Linked DNA regions of Homo sapiens: regions 2 and 3 are each linked to region 1. The links are chromatin loops, found by intact Hi-C in ENCODE. Cell type or tissue: PC-9. All regions are shown on one strand. Each heading gives the region's core, and the rest is flanking DNA. Links, peaks and the distances in the headings are about the cores only.

Region 1 (6,000 bases), core at 548-5,547:
TTCATTGCTACTGGAGTACTAACAGATTTCTTATGGCGATACAAGGAATGGAGGAATGGATGAATAAAATGACATATTTTATTCTTGTATGGAAAGAACATTATTTTGAATTGGCAGCATATATTAAATAACTACATACGTTTTGATTTATTTCTTGGCCTTGTTCAGTTCCACTGACTTCCCCCTCATTATTAAAAAACTGGATTCCTATTTCACTTCATTCAGCAAATTGAAGTTCTTTTGGCTCACATGAATTGGAAAAAAAATCATAGTGGAATGGATAAATATGTATGTAGTCATAGAAATATATTCAAGATAGATTTAGGATAAAAAGAGTATACATGAGAGTGTGTTAGAGCATCATCATATTTGTATGTATACTTATATCTATTTTTATAATTTCTCTCTCTTTCCTGACATATGAATAAAACATTTTGAAGTTTTCCTCGAAGATGATAGGTTAATTTTGGTGAGAAAATGCATTCTGACTAGGATGCAAATAGGGTTGTATGTTGACTCCAACATACATGCTGTATTGTTATTTTAAAAATGGCATCAGAGAAAAAAAATGGCATCAGAGATTATCTTGACTGTTACTGTTTCTTACTCTTTATACTTTTCCCTATCAATAATTATGATTTTTAAATGTGTTTTCTAAGGTACTAAAACAAGAGGTGATACAGAAATAAGCTATCCCAAATATAGCATTAAGTGAAACAAACACATCGTATACTAGTTATTATATCCGGAAGGTAAGATTAAAGGAAACCTTCATTTTTTTCTTTTTGTGTTTGAAATTTGTATGTATTTGCATTATATTTATCATCAAATTGCTGTGCTCAGTGGTACCTGTCTGTAGTCCCAGCTATGCGGGAGAATGAGGCAGGAGGATCCCTTGAGCCCAGGACTTTGAGGCCAGCCTGGGTAACATAATAAGACTCCATTTCTCAAAAAGGAAAAAAAAAAAAAAAAAAAAAAAATTCCGGTCATGAGCCTGAAGTCCATTTAATCTTAAAAAAACCTTTCTTAATTGTTTAATCCACTAGAGAGTAAAATTTTTTTAAGTCTTTGGGTATAAAATAGAGAATAATCAATTAAAGAAATTTTGAATGCAGTATGTTTCTATTTGGAGAATAAAAAAAAACTTTACTGACTTTAAAAATCTTAAACCAGATTTCCTCTACTGTGGATCAGCTCTTGTGAGCTGATTTGCAAATCAGACCCATATACAAGCGAACCATATTCTGCATATACTGTATGAACATTCACCTTCATCTGGCTACTTTTAAAATGTCATAACCTTTGATCCACTCTCTCTCTGATCTGTTCCAAGGACAGAATCCTAACTACAGTAAACACTTTACATAAAAACACATTTAATTCTGTATTATTTATAGAAGAAAAAATCAAAGCAATCTAAATGTGCATGTTATGGAATGGCTTAAACTCATGGAATTTTAAAGTAGCCATAAAATATGATTTTTCTGATGTGTTTATATTAAAGGAAAAATGCCGATTATATTATGCTAAGGGAAACAGGAAGAAAATCAATAGTCTTTGAAGTCCGAATATAACTTAAAAAAAGTTAAGACTCTTTGCATGGCTGGAAGTTTTAATGCTTTAAACTGAGTTGCTTTTGACATTTTACTACGTATGAAGACATCAATAAACTGTATAGGGTGATTTTTTTTTCCTCTACTAGAAAGAAAAGGCAAATCTACCAAGATAATTAGTTATTTAGAAAGGCTTTGACATTTATTTGACCTAAATCAAAATGAACAATATTTTGTTTCTCTTAAAGTTTGCATTTTATATGCCTCATGGAGATACTTAGCGATATTCAGCAACCTTGCAAATGGAGTGGTCTCTGCCAGACAGCTACTAACAGCTGTAGAACAATTTCAGAAGCTGCTTACCCAAGAAGTCTAATGTGGAAGGACATGGCTGTCACTGCCTGGGGAAGCAAATAGGAAAGAATATGACAAAGGAGGAAATCAGCTGTTGGACCAAAGAATTTAAACTTTGATAAAATGCCAACCGTCGAAGACAGTTGCTGTCTCACACAAAATCCCAAGAACTGTGCATACTCTACTTCTGTCAGCCTAGCAATTTGCTCAGCTATTGCTATTTTGGGAAGGAATTTCCACCAAGCTGGCGTATCTTCAGCCCCTGAGGTTTCCTCTGATTGACTGATTAACAGGTGTTGAAAAAGCCTGTTGTAGAAATATCACAGACCCAGTGTGCTCGTTTGACTTCTGTAACTGTGACTGTAGTTTCATTGAATATATTGTTTCTTAAGAAGACTTTCTGCAGGGTAAAATCAAAACAGATTATTTATAACATTTTTAGGTAATTACTTTTCCATAGAGACAGCATATGCATTTGTTAATATGCTTTATTATTTATGAATTATAAATTGAATATGGTACTAATGATTGTGCAGATGAAAGCTAAATTAATATAACACAGAGTGAACTTGTCAAAGAAATGTTGGCATTATAAGCCTAAAAATGCAGTCAGCCCTCCGTGGACTCTACATTTGGTAATTCAACCAACAGTGCATCCAAAATATTTTTAAAAAGCCAACAATACAACAATGAAACATAATACAAATAAAAACAATATAGTATAACACCTATTTATAAAGCATTTACATTGTATTAGGTATTGTAAGGAATCTGGAGATGATTTAAAGTATATGGGAAGATGTGTCTAGATTATATAAAACACTACACCATTTTTTTTTATAAGGAACTTGAGCATCTGTAGATTTTGGTATCTGCAGGGAGTCCTGAAACCAATCCCTCTTGGATACTGAGGAACAACTGTAATCATATTTTTCTAAGAGATAAAAGGAAATTGAATGGAATTAAGGCTAGGTTATCCAAGTGTACCTGATTCCTGACAAGCCAAGTCTGAATGATGAGCAGGACTTTGAATTACTTTGACAGAGGTGTACCCTTTAGGATGCCCACTCAATCATCAGTGAAGCAGGCACCCCAGAGCCAGAAGTTTCCATGGAAGTCTTCACCTACCTTGCCTACCTCCAGTGAGTTGTGATAGGACCTCTCCTGAACCCACAAAACAGATCCAATCAAGTTCCACCTTCCATTCATGGACTTTCCCCTCTTCATTGCCTCACGCAATGTCATAGCTGGAAGAGTTGATCTTGTCTGACCTCCCAAGAGAAGATGTCTTATCCAAAATCACAAAGCTGCCAAATGTCAGCTGGGCTGAGAAGTGGCTGGTCCTACTCTTCGACTGTCTGGGCCAGCCCAGCCTGGGGAGGTGCTATCAGTGCGAGGCCCATAGTCCCTGAAAGCTTCACAGAAATGGGTGAAGATGGGGAGAGAGCTTCTCACGTCCTAGTTAAAGACTGGAATAATCATTAACTTTGCTTAGTGTTGCCCAATAAACAAGCTTAGCAGATGAGTGAGAAGGCAAGGAAAGAGAATCAGACTTGGGATCTAGAAGCTGAGATGACCTTAGGGACACTATTCTGCCTCAGGCCACTCTGAGGAATTGGGAGCTTCTAACTGGGCTGGGTAGGCAGCTATTACGCACTGGTGTTTATGTCTGGTATGAAAAGTGACTGGGGGAGGTGGGGAGATTTTAAATCAGTCAATGATCATAGGTGTGGACGGTGAGTAATAAGGAGATAAATGGAATTCAGTAGCATAAAGGGTGAAGCCTCGTCCTTTGAGCTTTTCTGAGAAACCCAAGTGGTATGCAGCTAGAGAGGTGGGGGCTGCGGATGACAGTGGGTCAGAAAGTTGATAGGGGGACACTGATCAAGTAGAAAGCCACGGGGGATGGATGAGGACTTCAGTTATTCCTCTGAAGAAAAAAAGAAGTAGCTTTATGAGAGTATATTAATTCAGATCAAGGGAGTGAGCCCAGGCAGAGGTTATGAGTAAAAAGGGGTGGAGTTTTACCACTGTGAGTCAAGAGTGAAGAGCCTGCTGAATCATGTAGGGGTGAGGATGTTGGTGATAGGGCAGACCCCTTCCAGGGCAGAAGGCCTGGAATGCAATCAGTTCCCCACAGAAAGGACTAAGGTCTACTGTCCCAGCAATGCAAGTTCACACCTAAAAGCAAGGGTGTAGGATCAAGTCTCCAAAACCCGAGAGATCAGCTGCAGTGCATACCCTGCTCCCTGGCCTGCTCTGGTCCCTGTCCCCATCAGGGTCACTTCAGATGGCAGTGCCTGGCTTACCAGCCATCTGTCTGAAGAATTAACTCTGAGGCATTCACTAAACACACTTAGGCCATCAAACCTCACACCATATACCAACATAAATTCAGGTGCTAAATGGAAAAAACAAAACCAAAAATAACCATAATAAAATACATGCCTTTTTGTTTGTTTGTTTTTTGGCTCTATGGTAGTGAAGGAGTTTTCTATCCATAAGGGCAAATGAAGGAAATATAAAGGCACAGTGCGATAAATCTGATGACTTTTAAAAGCTCCTAACTGTGAAACTAAAACAAAATCTTCATTTAAAAAGAAGAAAAGGCAAGTTAAAAAAATGAAAGGAAACCTTGGCAAGATGTGGCCTTGCAATTCAATAAGAAAAAACACATGGATAGGAAAATGAGCAGTATATTTAAAATTTATAAGACAATAGATATATGAAATAATATAGTCAGCCTTCTGTGGCTTCTACATCTGTGGATTCAACTAACCATGGATCAAAGATATTCAGAAATATTGAACATGTATACTTTTTTCTTGTCATTCTCTAAACAATACAGTATAACTGTTTACATAGTATTTACATTGTCTTAAGTATTATAAGTAATCTAGAGATGATTTAAAATTTATATGCAAATATGCCATTTCATAAGGGACTTGAGTATCCATGGATTTTAGTATCCAAGAGGGTCCTGGAACTAGTTCCCCATGGATAACTAGGGACAGCTACATATTACATTATCTTGACTTAATTTTGTCTCAAAAACTGTCAAAAAAGCCACTAGAACAATGATCAGTATTAGAGAAAAAACAAACCAAAAAAGAAAAAAATCCAGTGTTAGATTGTCAAACACGTAAGGAATACAATTTGTTATACTATTTTTATATTAAATTTCATTTCTTGATTTTTTCTTTAACATATATCCAAAACAAAAGGAACATGTATACATGAATTGTTCAAATATTTAATAAAAGTAAATTATAAATAAGATAAAATCTCAATGTATTTGCCATGACATGCCTTCTTATCACATTCAAAGTAAAAGTCACAGTCTCTTTTGTTCTCTGGGATCAGGCATGATCTGCCTCCTCACCTTATCTTTGTGACATTCTCCCACTCTTGCCTAGTCCTTCAGCTTCAGTCACACAGGCCTCTCTAATGCTCCTTGAACCCACATGGCTCACTCTATCTCAGGGATTTCCCTGTCCCTCAGCCAGGCTTGGTCTCTCCAAGAAAAAAGAATGGCCTAACTTCCTTCCAATCTTTAGTCAAGTCACCTTCTTAGTGGGACTTTCCCTGTCTATCCTATCTAAAATTTCATCTTCTTTTCCCATCAGGATTTGATATCTCCTCTTCTCTATGTATTTTTTCTCTTATAGCTTATTTTTATCTAACACAATGGACTTTTTACTTCTCTTGTTATTGTTTATATTCTTTACTAGAATGTAAACTCTGAAGGAAGGAGTTTTTAATATTTTGTATCAGTGTATAAAAAGTGTCTGGCGTAGTAGGTCACCATACATACATGTTTAGTGAATCCCTAGAAAGGAATGTCCAGAAATTACGATGTTTGAATGCATATGGATTGATATTACTGTTGCCACTCAACACAAGGCTTTAAGACTTTTTAAGACAGAGTAAGACCCTGTTATCTGTCTCATAACTCAAGGAAGGACAAGCTACCTAGTGCTACATTCATGGTTCTCAGTATTTCCTGAAGAGAATAATAATAATGATACCTGCATCCTATTGCTTTGTGTCTGATCTCTTTACAACATTGAATTCACTTAATCCTTTAACAACT
Region 2 (6,000 bases), core at 459-5,458, 98 kb before region 1:
AATTGGCTGGAGGAAAATAATTTTACTTGAAGCTGTTTCTGATAGAGATTGAACACGGCTATTTTTTTAAACAAACCATTTTGCTCTTTGTACATTTAGAACATTTTAATTTAGTGAAGTAATCTGAGAAGAATGATAACCAGAGTATGCTTAAAAAGTATCTGACACTCAGCCAGGCACGGTAGGTCACACCTGTAATCCCAGCACTTTGGGAGGCTGAGGCGGGCAGATCACTTGAGGTCAGGAGTTTGAGACCAGCCTGGCCAACATGGCAAAATCTCGTCTCTACTAAAAATAAAAATACAAAAGTTAGCCGGGTGTGGCTGCAGGCACCTGTAATCCCAGGTACTCAGGAGGCTGAGGCATGAGAATCGCTTGAACCCAGGAGGCGGAGGATGAAGTGAGGTGAGCACGCCACTGCACTCCAGCCTGGGTGACAGAGTGAGACTCTGTCTCAAAAAAAAAATAAAAAGTATCTGAAACTATTTCCATTTCTCTCTCAAAATCTGCAGACAACCATCTGAGGGTGACTAGGTGAATAAATCTTCTTTAAGGTGCTCCTCTCTTTCCCAACCCCACATTTCTTCAACATTTGAAAATTCTCACAATAATGGGCCAGTTTCATAGCTCAGGGTGTTTGGCTCCAGGAATTTTTTACAAATCCATCCTCCCAGGGCTCACAGTGATCCTGGTAGGAAACTGGGAATGGGGTCAAGGGAGAAGAAAAGCAGAGCAGTGGCTCTCAATCTCACAAACTGCTGAGAGGAATGGGCACTCCGCAGACATTCCCAGGCCCCATCGAGACTGACCCAGATCCAAGAGCGCCAGTTAGCACCAGATTTGACTTCAGAATGACTCAACGGAGTTTCTGCCTCAAGGGGTTTAGCCCTGGAGAAAGGCACCAGGAGACTCCCTTCTTGTGACACGCCTCGCAGTCTCATCTCCTGTCCACTTCCCCTCCTGCTTGCAGCCTTACCTTCCCACTTGAATCTCCCCTGCACCCCCCTGAAGAGCGCTCCACTGTATTTTAATGAATCATCTGAGTGCTGTTAGGCCAAGTGGTGACTCAGTTTTTTGGCTATTGGGGATGGCAGGAGAGTTCTCTTAACTCAGTTTTGTGGATTTCTGTATGGTGGAAAATGGGAGGAGGTGGTGAAATCCTTAGTCTTAGTAGCACTGGTTAGGGAATTGCTACAGCAGGGGAGAGGTAGAATAGGGAAAAAAGCAGCTGGCCAGGGATAACCTTAGCCATGCACAAGGCAAGCTGAGGTTTGAGAAAAAACGGAAAAGTTGGGAGATGCTGGCACAGCTGTCCTTCATAACCGCCTTCACATCCGCTCTCCCTAGCACTGAAGCCTCCCTGCGCTTTGGAGTCCCTGGCAGAGACTGGTTTGGGCAGTCTTTCCAGTGAAATCTGGTGAGCTGTCTGCTGCTTTAGCCAAGGAGTCCTGCTACTGAATGACATAAACAGTTCCCTTTCTTCAAGGGTGAAAGTATATTGGTGTGTTCTAGCAAACCAAGCAAAACGTGAAAAATATTTCAATTTTTAGGTGGCATTTGGTCAAGTGATTGCCTATGTGGTCTTCAAAGAATGTCTCCACTGGGGATTGACTATCATGATGCCAGAATTTTCCAAATCCCTAGACTCTTGAAGATCTTTCTAGCTGCTATCATTTGAAAGCTTAGCAGATTGTTGTTTATATCTACACACCCGCATTCTTCAACATCAGCACTGCAGGCATTTTGGGCTGGAGAATTCTTTGTCGTCGGGGGGTGTCCAGGGCACTGTGGGATGTTTAGCAGCTTCTCTGGCTTCTACTCTCTAGTACACCCCTCTCCCAGTGGTGACAACCGAAATGTCTCTAGGCATTGACAAATGTCTTCTGAGCAGAAGCGCAGCTCTGCAAAGAGACTGTCTAGGATACTAGACTTTTCCTTTTTACTCACTCTCTTATCGCATGGTACCCCTAGCTATGTCTCCTTGCCCTGAGGGAACGTTCGATTTTTTTTTAAGGAAATTCAGGAGAAAATATTTTTTAATTCCACAAAAGAATTAATGCAGAATTGAGAGACTGAACTGATGATGATTTGGTATATAAGGGTTTGAAAGACCTCTAATGTTTAAATTAGGCTTGTTCCATGGATGTCCAGAGTGCCCTGGAAAGCATGACCCATTTGAACCCAGGAAGCAATCAGCTCTGCCACCAGGAGCACTGGGCAGCCATATGATCAGAAACTGGGTTTACAGTTCAAACCCAGTACTGGGTTCTAATCCATACTTGCACAATGATTCAGCTTACGTTTTAGCTTGGCAGTTCTAGAAATCTCTGGCTATCTCAGTTTTACCAGTTCTAAAGTAAAGAGAGGGATTCGCTCCTCCTCTCCCTCCCACAATTCCCAAATTAGTGATCAACGACAGCAAAACGAATTGGGTCCAGCATGTAGACAGTGGTGAATTCTGGACTTTGCTGGGCAAGGGAATCTCAAGTTGAGGCTCAATTGTGAGGTGTAACAAGGTGTGTAAAAAAAAACGTTCTCTATATTCTTAAGAAGGGAGTTGCTACATAAATTTGGGGCATATCTAATTCCTAATGGTTTACCAGGAGTTTGGGAATACTGGAATCAAGGGGTGAAGAGTCTCAGCTTTTCTTTTTTGTGGGGCCGGAAGTAGTAGCTTGATAGGCACTGCTTAGAAAGCCTTTTTTTTTTTTTTTTTTTTTTTTTAGGTCTCTTGAGGACCTGGAGAAGCGATGTAGTATACTAAAGATATCTTAAAGTGCTCAAACACTCTGGCTAAATAAAAATTTCTCAAGACATTTCTTTCCAACTCGAACAAAATTACCAAAATATGAGGACATTGGTAACATTTAAACAGCAACCTTAATAGACCTATAATAGTAAACAATACGACTGTATTTGGTTTGAGGGAAAGAAGTTTATCTAGCTAATGCTATTTTCCTGACATTCTACCAATGCAAAGGACCCTGGATCCAATACTTTAATATGTCATTGTGTGGAAATCTCAGCTCTGGCCTCTTAAGAGTACTAAGAAGATTCCCCAAGCTAACTCTGACATTGTTTGGGAAACTTGGCTCCTAAGAGCAGGCGTGGGCTGCTTGGTTCCACCCTGGGCTGGGGAGCTTTTCAACTGGTATTGTGTCCACAGGCTCCCTCAGCTGGTGTCTCCGAAAACGACAGGCTGCTCCTCATACTGTCCTGAGCGCTCAGAATTAAACTGATGGGGCCAGGGGCACACTCAGTGCCTGCGCTGGGGACTGGATCCCAGGCCCCCCTCTGTTTTCTCTTCTATCTAAGAGTGCCTTCGTGCATAGACATGACAGCATTGATGAGCTGTGGGATGGCTGCAATCCCTACTTCATAAAAAGATGTGGGTCAGTAGAGAGAGGTGGGAGGAGAGGCATAAGGCTGGTTGCAAATCTCTTTTCTGTGACCTGCCAGTATAATTGAAGCTACATTGTTAGTTACACCTCATCTATGAAATGGGTTACACCTCATCTATGAAATGGGTTAATCATTTCCTCTCCTACACGGACACACACACACACACACACACACTCACACTCATATATTCTCATGGTCACACACACACACTACTCATAAGGATGTTGTGAGAATTAAACAAGATAATGGTTATAAAACCACTTGATAAACTGCAATATGTCATAAAATTTTGAAACTATTGTTTTTGTTGTACATCATGAGCAGTATGTCCTGTGTTCCTACATCTTTTAGAGACCATTCAATACATTTGGAATCTATTACCAAATAGAAATAGTTTCCAAAACAAACATATCTATCTTCTTGTCAGTTAGAATTAGTCAAATTTTTATCATAAATAACTATTATTATATAAACCAGTTATATGGGAACTGGTGTAAAATAGCCAAGAAAGGGGGGAACTCTACTAGACATTCCAAATAAATGTGTAGTTTCTTCATGTGTGTGTGCATGGGTACTTTGTTGAGGGAATATTTTGCTCACCATTGGCCTAGAATAAATGTTTGTTAAATGAATGAAAGAAAATATACATTATATAATGACTTTCCATCAAACAGTCCCCCTCAAGTTTATCCATATTCTCAGCCATGGCAGGATTTTCCATCACACATGGTCCACATTTGAATGTTCATATTCAGAAACACGGCTGGGTGAAACTAAAGTTTACTCATTTTTGGATGGCAGAAACAAACCACAGATTGAAATAGAAGACATTGTAAGCAATGTGTCTGACATACTTGGTGACTAAGATAGAAAACAATTCCTTAGATGCCTTAAAAGTGACATTTATTTTATATATCCAACTTTTCATGAAGGCAATCACACAAATTAAGATTGTTAACACATACTCTAATGAAGGATTAAGTAGAAATTTAAATGGAAAGATGACAAAATCCAAAATAACAATTTTTGGTTGAGATCCAAGAAAGATGACTTATGAACACATTTCTTTGTTTAATGCCAGACCCAGTAAAAGTACCATCTTGGTTATCTGGCATCTGTTCCATGCCTATTGGCATTCTTAACGCACACTGTAATGATACAGTGGTTCAGCAGAGGGATGCTTACACTTTGTTGAAATCTGAATATATTAATTTTAATTGCTTTAAATTAAAACTGAAGACGAGGTAAAAAAAAAAAAAACCTGATGGTCTTAGAGTACTATATAAGCTGGTGCTAGATTTTACCTGATGTCTATACATAATGATTTCCAATTATGCAAAGCCACATTGGAATGGGACAAAATAAAAGTGGGATAGGGATAGAATCTGATATTTATTTGGTTCCTTCTTTGTGTTAGACACTTTATGTGCCATTTCATTAGCTTCATATGCACCCACGCACAGAGTTTCATGCTCCTTATTTCAGAGATGAGAAATTTTGGGCTCAGAAAATTTAATTGCATGTACTAGAACTGGTAGAGAAAAAATGGAAACTATGCCTTTCTTGGTGGTGGGGAATACCACCACCTCAGTTTGGATTGGAAGGTTGGAAGAAAGAAAAGATATCGAAGGAAAGTAGACCTGAGAACTAGGCTTGGTAAACAGACAAGGTCCCATTGGCCACCCAGCAGAGCAGAAGTATAGAGTAAAAGCACATTGGTAGGAAAAGAAAAATATTATCACAGATATCCCAAGGGCTGAGATGTGTAATATTTAGTCCATTAGTCCATTAGCCTTAAATGGAAAATAAATATTCTTTTCAAGTGAAGTAAATCTTGAGTCTCCCTCTTTATCCAACTCCATCAAACTGATTGGTGCACTGGAAATATTTCCAGAGGAACCCAGACTAGGAAATAAGTCTGGTGCATGAAGATGACGGTCTATGTAATCTAGAACCTTTCTACTCCAAGTGTGATATGCAGACCAGCAGTATCAGTACTCCCTGGGAGCTCTTTGTGATTGTGGAATCTCAGTCTCCAGCCCAGACCTGCTGAATCGAAATGTGCTTGGAAAACTCCTCAGGTGATTCGTATGCACATTAATGTTTGAGAAGCACTGATCTAGAATAAAATTTTTTAGTTTCAGCATCATCTATTCACTTTCACATACTTTTTAGATAATTATAAAGGATATTTCACTTTATTCATCCATACCATACACATAGCAAAATATTGTAGGAACAATATCTTAGATTTCACTGTTTCTCATCCTCCTAACTTTTCCTAATAAAACAAAAAGAAATGTCTCTGTATTTATTTTAGTTTTGTACATATTCTACTTGGTCTTTTCTCTTGTTCCTAAAGACTATATGATAAGTACATTAGGGCTGAAATATATAGAAGAGAGTTAAAGTCCTATCAGGGAGGGAAAATGAGAAAGTACGCTGCTAATAATGAGTATGCTGTTTACTCTTTTATTATCAACTCTAATAATTTCTTTGTCCCAGTACTTCCTGGCTTTCAATGAACAGTAAAGTACTGGAACCAAGGAATTTGTTCAATTAAGAGTGCAAAGCCTTTCATTTATCAGGCACTGGCTT
Region 3 (6,000 bases), core at 573-5,572, 72 kb before region 1:
AACAGTTTGACCTTGCTAAAATGTCACACTTGAAAATCTACATTCATTTAAAAGACAAATTAAAATTACTAACAAAAGAAAAGGCTGAAGAGGAAAATTGGCAAATAGTTTTATATGTAATATTTTTGGGGTTTCTTGATGTGCTCAGTTTTACTGAGATTTGACTTTAATCATGGAGATGGAGTGATGTAATAGAAAGATATCTGACTGACAGCATGATGTTTCTGGTTATGGTCTATGTGTCTTTAAATGATAGAGAACCTCAAGGCTCTGCCTAAGTCTCATTTCCTAGCAGAAAAGACATGCCTTTAACTGCCTTATGTAAGCCACTTCTGATCCCTTTCCCCCGAGCTCCAGATTCTTACGTACAACTGCTCTGAGATCACTAGTCAGATGCCTAATAGGTATCTCCAACTTAACATGTCTAAAACAGAAGCTTGACACCAACTGTCTTCTCAACCACCTGCCTGTGAAACCTGCCCACCCACCAGTTGTTCCCATTTCAGCTAACAGATCCACTATCCACTCACTTGCTCAGGCCCCAAATCATTATTTATTCTTCTGTCCGCCACTCCCCACAAACAATCTTCCAGGAAGTTCTTCCAGCTCTCTCTCTAAAAATATACCGCAAATCCAACTTCTTTTCACCATCTCCACTTCTATTTTCCGTTTGGATTCACTCATCTCTTGCCTTTCACATACCCTTCTATATAGTCCATTCTCTACACAAACGATGGAGCTGCAGGCATCTTCTGAAAACAAAACTTAGATCACTCTTCTCTCTTAGAATCATCTAATGGCTTCCCATTGCAATTAGAATGAGGGCCAACCTCCTTTCCACGGCCTAGAGTCCCCACACGGCTCCATTCTTTTCAGGGTCACCTCCTGGACCCTCCATGTTCAGCCACACTGGCCTCCTTCCCTCTCTTCAAACATGCCTGTCTCATTCCCATTTCAGTGCCTTTCTCTACTGGTTTTCTTTTCCAGCAACACTTTCCTCTCAGCTGAACTATTTCTTTCTCAGGGAGATCTCCCCTGACCACACCACCTAAAGTAATCCTGTAGTCCTGGTTACTTTCCAGCCTGCATCTTTATCTTTTTCAAGAACTTAACACCATTTAAAATTACATTACTTACTTATTTGTTTATGTATTTGCTATCTTTTTCCTCTTGCCAGCACATAAACTTGAAGGCAGAAACCTAATCTGTCTTGTTCATAGCGATATCTCCAGTGCTTAGAACACAGACTTACTCCTGAACTTCTTTAATGATGGATGAATGAATGAATCTCAGGCTGTACTTACCTCCTCTGTGCCTTTGTTTGCTACTTTAAACACTGGTAGGTTTAGAAATAATATATGTAAATCACCTAGTACAGTGCCAGAAATATAAAAGGCACAGAACAGATATTCGGTGACTGTAGAAATGATGTTCTTCCTATGACTCATGGCACATACTGGAAGGTAATTTGATAGAGTGAAAAGAGGCTTAGAATTAGAAGTACGGTGTCTGCATTCCTTTTTTTTTTTTATCCTTGTGACCTTTGAGCCAATCTTTCCACTTCTCTGAGTTTTAAGTTCATCACCTGTAGATAATAATCCAGCTGTTATGAGAATAAATATTTAGGCAATGTCTGTAAAAGTGCCTTGTAAAGTGTAAAGTGCTGAGCAAATACATGTAATTTAAATATTATTATCATATGGAAATATCTGTTGATTAGTGGAGGGAAAAGTCACGGTAGCTCTTTTTTTTCCCACGGACATTCCTCCTGAAATAATTAAGTTTATATATGTTGAAGTCTCAATACTGGCCTCATTTCAGATGAACTACTTCCCCCGAATATCAATGGATGGGAACCACTCTACTTCAAGTAAAGCTAAGCTTTGGAAATCCTCTTTAAAGGGTTAGAAAAATAATAAGAGAAGTTTGAATAATCTGTGAGTTATATGCATGAATGAAGATTAAGAAAAATAAGTTAAGAAAAAAGCGTATGAATATGTTTTGAATATATTTTTTCTAACTTGAAAAGGATTTTTGAAAGTTGGTCATCTGGGGCTGGGCACAGAGGTGCAGACCTGTAGTCCCAGAGCTTTGGGAGGCCAAGGCAGGTGGATCACTTTAGGCCAGGAGTTCACGATCAGCCAAGTCAATATAGCAAGACCCCTATTTCCAAAAAAAAATTTAAAAATTAGCTGAGCACAATGGTCCATTCTCTGTAGTAGCCTGTAGTCCCAGCTACTTGGGAGGCTGAGGTAAGAGGATCGTTTAACCCTAGAACGTGGAGGCTACAGTGAGCTGTGATTGTGGCACTGCACTCTAGCCTGGGCGATAGAGTGAGGCCCTGTTTCAAAAAGAGAGAGAGAAAAAAAAAGAAAATTGGTCGTCTGCTTATTAGCCCTTATTAGGTAGTGTATCTGTCTATAGCAACTTTGGGAAAGGAAGGGGTCTTGGTGGTGATTTGGGCTTCACTGACTTATCCTTGACTGCATCCAGGGAGGCCTCAGAGCACAGAACCCAACAGAACTGGGTTGATATAGGGCTGCTCATGTCTCACTGTCATCATCTTGGCTCCAGGGCATAATAACAGGCACTGAAATGCCTCCCTCTTGACTGCAGATGTGTTTTCCTACTTTTCCACTGACAGTGCTTCCTCTATTATTGCAGGCAACTCTGCTTTTCAAAGCAAATAAATCATAACCAACAGCTTAGTTATGCTAGAGTACTTGTGTGTATGTATGCACTTTAAAAATAGAATAAAATATTTGCCCATATCCAGAGTGGGCATTCAACTGGTAGGTCAGCTTTCTGTGAATATGGATATAAGGGTTAAAGCTTCCTAAAGACAGGGTTAGACCTGCCTTCCACAAAACTAATAGGTTTGGTGCTTATGACAGTACCTGGCACTTACTAGGAACTCAAATGTTGGTTGAATACATGTCTGACTGGGTTAATGAGCTTCTTCTCTGATCTCCTGACAGCTTGATACAGAAACCGGTACTATGGGGACAGAGACTGCTTGGGAAAGTGCTATGAATCACTTAAATCATTTTAGGATCATTTAATTCATTTGGATTACTAAGAGTAATTTCTTGATACTCATACTCTTCGTCTTCCAATTTAAATGAAACTTTTAAGAGAAAGTTTCAAAAGAAATCTGTCTGGTTCAAATTATGTGTGAACCTGATACTAGGAACTGCTGAGTAGTTTCAGATTACACTGTCAACATTGTGCACAGTTCTAGTGCTTTCCAGCGTCTGCCTTGTTTCCAGCTGCAGTGTTACTGGACAAGAAGAACTTCATTCTTAAAGGATTCAGTAAGGTGATGGGTGTCACTGTGAAAAGCAAGCAACTGGCCTTGCAGAATGAGACAGTTTTCTTGTTTGAGAGGTCATGTACTTCACTTAGGGTACCTGAACTATTTTATTGAACAACAAGCTAGAAATCTAATTATGGGTCTTCAGAAAGAACATTCTACAACCCATTTCAGCTCATGTCTGTCATGAAGTTGCTGCATTGATCATTACACCCCTTTATACTCTACCTGACAGCATATATTGAGGGTACCTTGAATTACTTCTAGGAAATATACATTGAAATTTGTAAGATGCTATTTGAATTTCATATGAACTCAAATATTATTTTTAAAAGCGCCAGGTAAAATTCACTGGTTTATATACTGCTTGCTTGCATGCTCTCTCTCTCTCTCTTTCTCTTTTTTTTTCTCTCTCTCTTTCTTTCTTTTTGAGACCCGGTTTCACTCTGTTGCCCAGGCTAGAGTGCAGTGGTGTGATCACAGCTCACTGCAAGCTCAACTTCCCTGGGTAGCCGGTACTACAGGCAGGTGCCTGTAGTAGCTAGGCACACTACCATATCTGGCTAATTTTTGTATTTTTTGTAGAGATGGGGTTTCGCCATGTTGCCCAGGCCTGTCTCGACCTCCTGGGCTCAAGCAATCCACCCACCTCGGCCTCTCAAAGTGCTGAGATTATAGGTGTGAGCCACCACACCCAGCCTATGTATTGCTTTCTTGATAAGACTCAAAAGTTCTCTGCAAATGGCTCTGATATTATCACTATAATAATGTTCTTTTACTTGAAATGTGCATATTTAAACATGTTATCTTAAAATTTTTCAGCTATGTTTGAATTTTGATATAATTCCATTTCTAGTGATTAAAATTCAGTGTCAAGGTGGGGGCATAGTTTACTCGTTCATGAGCAAATAGTTTCTGTATCATTTATCAGAAGGGTTGGGTCAATATCTCATGCTCTGTACCTTTAATGATCCTTCTTTTCAGCAAAACTGACCTGATCTTCTCTATTTGTGTATAGTCTTGCTGTGGCGTTGGCTGGCTAACTTGTTAAACTAATTAGAGTTTTCAGAGGCTAAACAGTCAACATGAAGTGACTGAAGAATCTTAAGGCAGATACATCGGGGGAAATACAGTGTAAAAATCTTGTTATGGCTAAAAATCCAGAGTTCCATTTACACTTTACTATGTTTTTCCAGAGAAAATATTTCTGCTTCTGTTAAGTCATTTGTAATTCAGGGTGAGTTAAAAGGGGGAGATTTCATGTTGGAACTAAAAGAAACTATATTAGGGTAAATCAAATCATATGGATAATCTATTCATTCCAACCTAGTCCTGTAATAACCTCTCAGTCTGTGATTTCAATTGCTATGTGGAAAGTTACATTATAATTTGAACCTTGTCATTTTATAAACAGAGAAAAAAGACACACCTAGGTCATGTTTTACAATAAATGGCAAATCATTATTGCTTCCTTTGGTATTTCCTTTGTAATGTTGATTATGATGAACTCCTGGCACCATGACAATAAATGGCATTCCAAAGAAATTCCATTTTCACTTATGTAACAGGATGTTAGAATGGGGCTCCTCTGGTCTCTGCTTCAATGGAAGCACAAGCATGGTGGTGGATAATGGGTACCCACGTGTATCTGAGACAGATCCATATATTTGGATTTTCAAAGAAAGGAATTAAAAACCAGTTCCAAGACTCTTGGGCCCTTCAGCGCATCAAGGATATAAAAAGTGGTCAGAGTTCGGAGAGGGAAGAAGGGCTGGTGAAGAGACTCACTTGGAGAGAGCTGCTGCCAGGCACGTTTCTGTTTGTGAAAGAGCTGAGGGAGGGGTGTTATCTCCAAACCATAAGCCTGGTGATGGAGGAAGGGCCACCTCTACCGCTTTGAAATGCCTTCCTTGCATGTGGGATACCCAGAGGGCTGGCGCCTGACTCCTGCCTGAGAAAGGTAAAGTGTACCATGGACTGGGGTCTAACCTGTCCTGGAAAGTTTCACAGGAAAGGAGATCTGAGTGCCTTTGTGTGGAGGAGCCAGGGAAGCGCTGATCTGCCAGCACTGGTTTTCACTTGCAGTTTGGGGGCCAGAGCTGGGGGATGAGTAAACATGGGACATGAAGGATGGAGCTGCTGTTGGTACAACACAGTAGCCCGTAGGGGTGAGAGGTGACCTCATCAGAAAAAGGCTGAAGATGAGGAACTGATTTGCAGGAGCTGAGGAAGGAGTCCCAAATGGCCATTGGTAATGAGGAGACGAAGGGCTCTGCATAGGCTCTGTAGAGCCTACAAAGCACTCAATGAGAAAAAGAGCTGGTTTTAGCCATCACCAGGACCAGAGAGAGCAAAGCTACCCAGCCAAGTAAGGATTGTCCTATCTCCCCACCTTCCCTCCCTTTCCCACATCCCTGCTGGTAGGAAGTGCACAGACAGGGGTGAGCAGGGAGAGATTAACAGCAGGAGGGAATCCCCCTGCTCACAGCTGACTCAAGCCTGAAGTAGGTCCTAACTGGGGTAGGGGAGAAAATCTCATACCACAACAAGCTCAGAGGTTTGAGAATTACATGGGATTAGGCCTTCTTACTACTGAAGGAGACCGTGCTTGAGATTTAATGCACATGTAGGGCACCTTACGTAACAGTGGATAGTGTCTATGTGTTTCCACATTGGGACACAGGAAG

Evidence for each region. A loop is a pair of places that touch in the nucleus more often than their neighbours do. Peaks named below come from ENCODE experiments on the same cell type or tissue, not always from the same donor. Only the 100,000 strongest peaks of a DNase experiment are listed, where the experiment ranks them.
Region 2: it touches region 1 in a loop (4-fold over the local background); 2 of 110 quality-filtered maps call a loop at or near these places.
Region 3: it touches region 1 in a loop (4-fold over the local background); 3 of 110 quality-filtered maps call a loop at or near these places.

What each region holds. Positions count from the first base shown.
Region 1 is chr4:168,485,110-168,491,109 of GRCh38, reverse strand. LOC107986198 (a long non-coding RNA gene) reads left to right here. Exons shown (of 4, transcript XR_001741448.3): 3 at 660-752; 4 at 1,802-4,360. Among named protein-coding and RNA genes, the nearest start is that of DDX60L, 7.6 kb to the right of the region's middle. RefSeq lists an enhancer at 3,024-4,223. In PC-9, for the core only: no CTCF peak of the experiment used is centred there; DNase peaks (open chromatin) are centred at 3,599 and 3,929; H3K4me3 peaks cover 998 bases; H3K27ac peaks cover 2,938 bases.
Region 2 is chr4:168,582,878-168,588,877 of GRCh38, reverse strand. The region is part of intron 2 of PALLD (palladin, cytoskeletal associated protein); the gene reads right to left. The region is part of intron 1 of LOC124900807 (a long non-coding RNA gene); the gene reads left to right. Among named protein-coding and RNA genes, the nearest start is that of PALLD-AS1, 63 kb to the left of the region's middle. In PC-9, for the core only: a CTCF peak has its summit at 3,182; DNase peaks (open chromatin) are centred at 947 and 1,397; H3K4me3 peaks cover 1,057 bases; H3K27ac peaks cover 3,263 bases.
Region 3 is chr4:168,557,628-168,563,627 of GRCh38, reverse strand. All of the region lies in intron 2 of PALLD (palladin, cytoskeletal associated protein), which reads right to left. All of the region lies in intron 1 of LOC124900807 (a long non-coding RNA gene), which reads left to right. Among named protein-coding and RNA genes, the nearest start is that of PALLD, 64 kb to the right of the region's middle. In PC-9, for the core only: no CTCF peak of the experiment used is centred there; DNase peaks (open chromatin) are centred at 1,487 and 3,287; H3K27ac peaks cover 3,482 bases.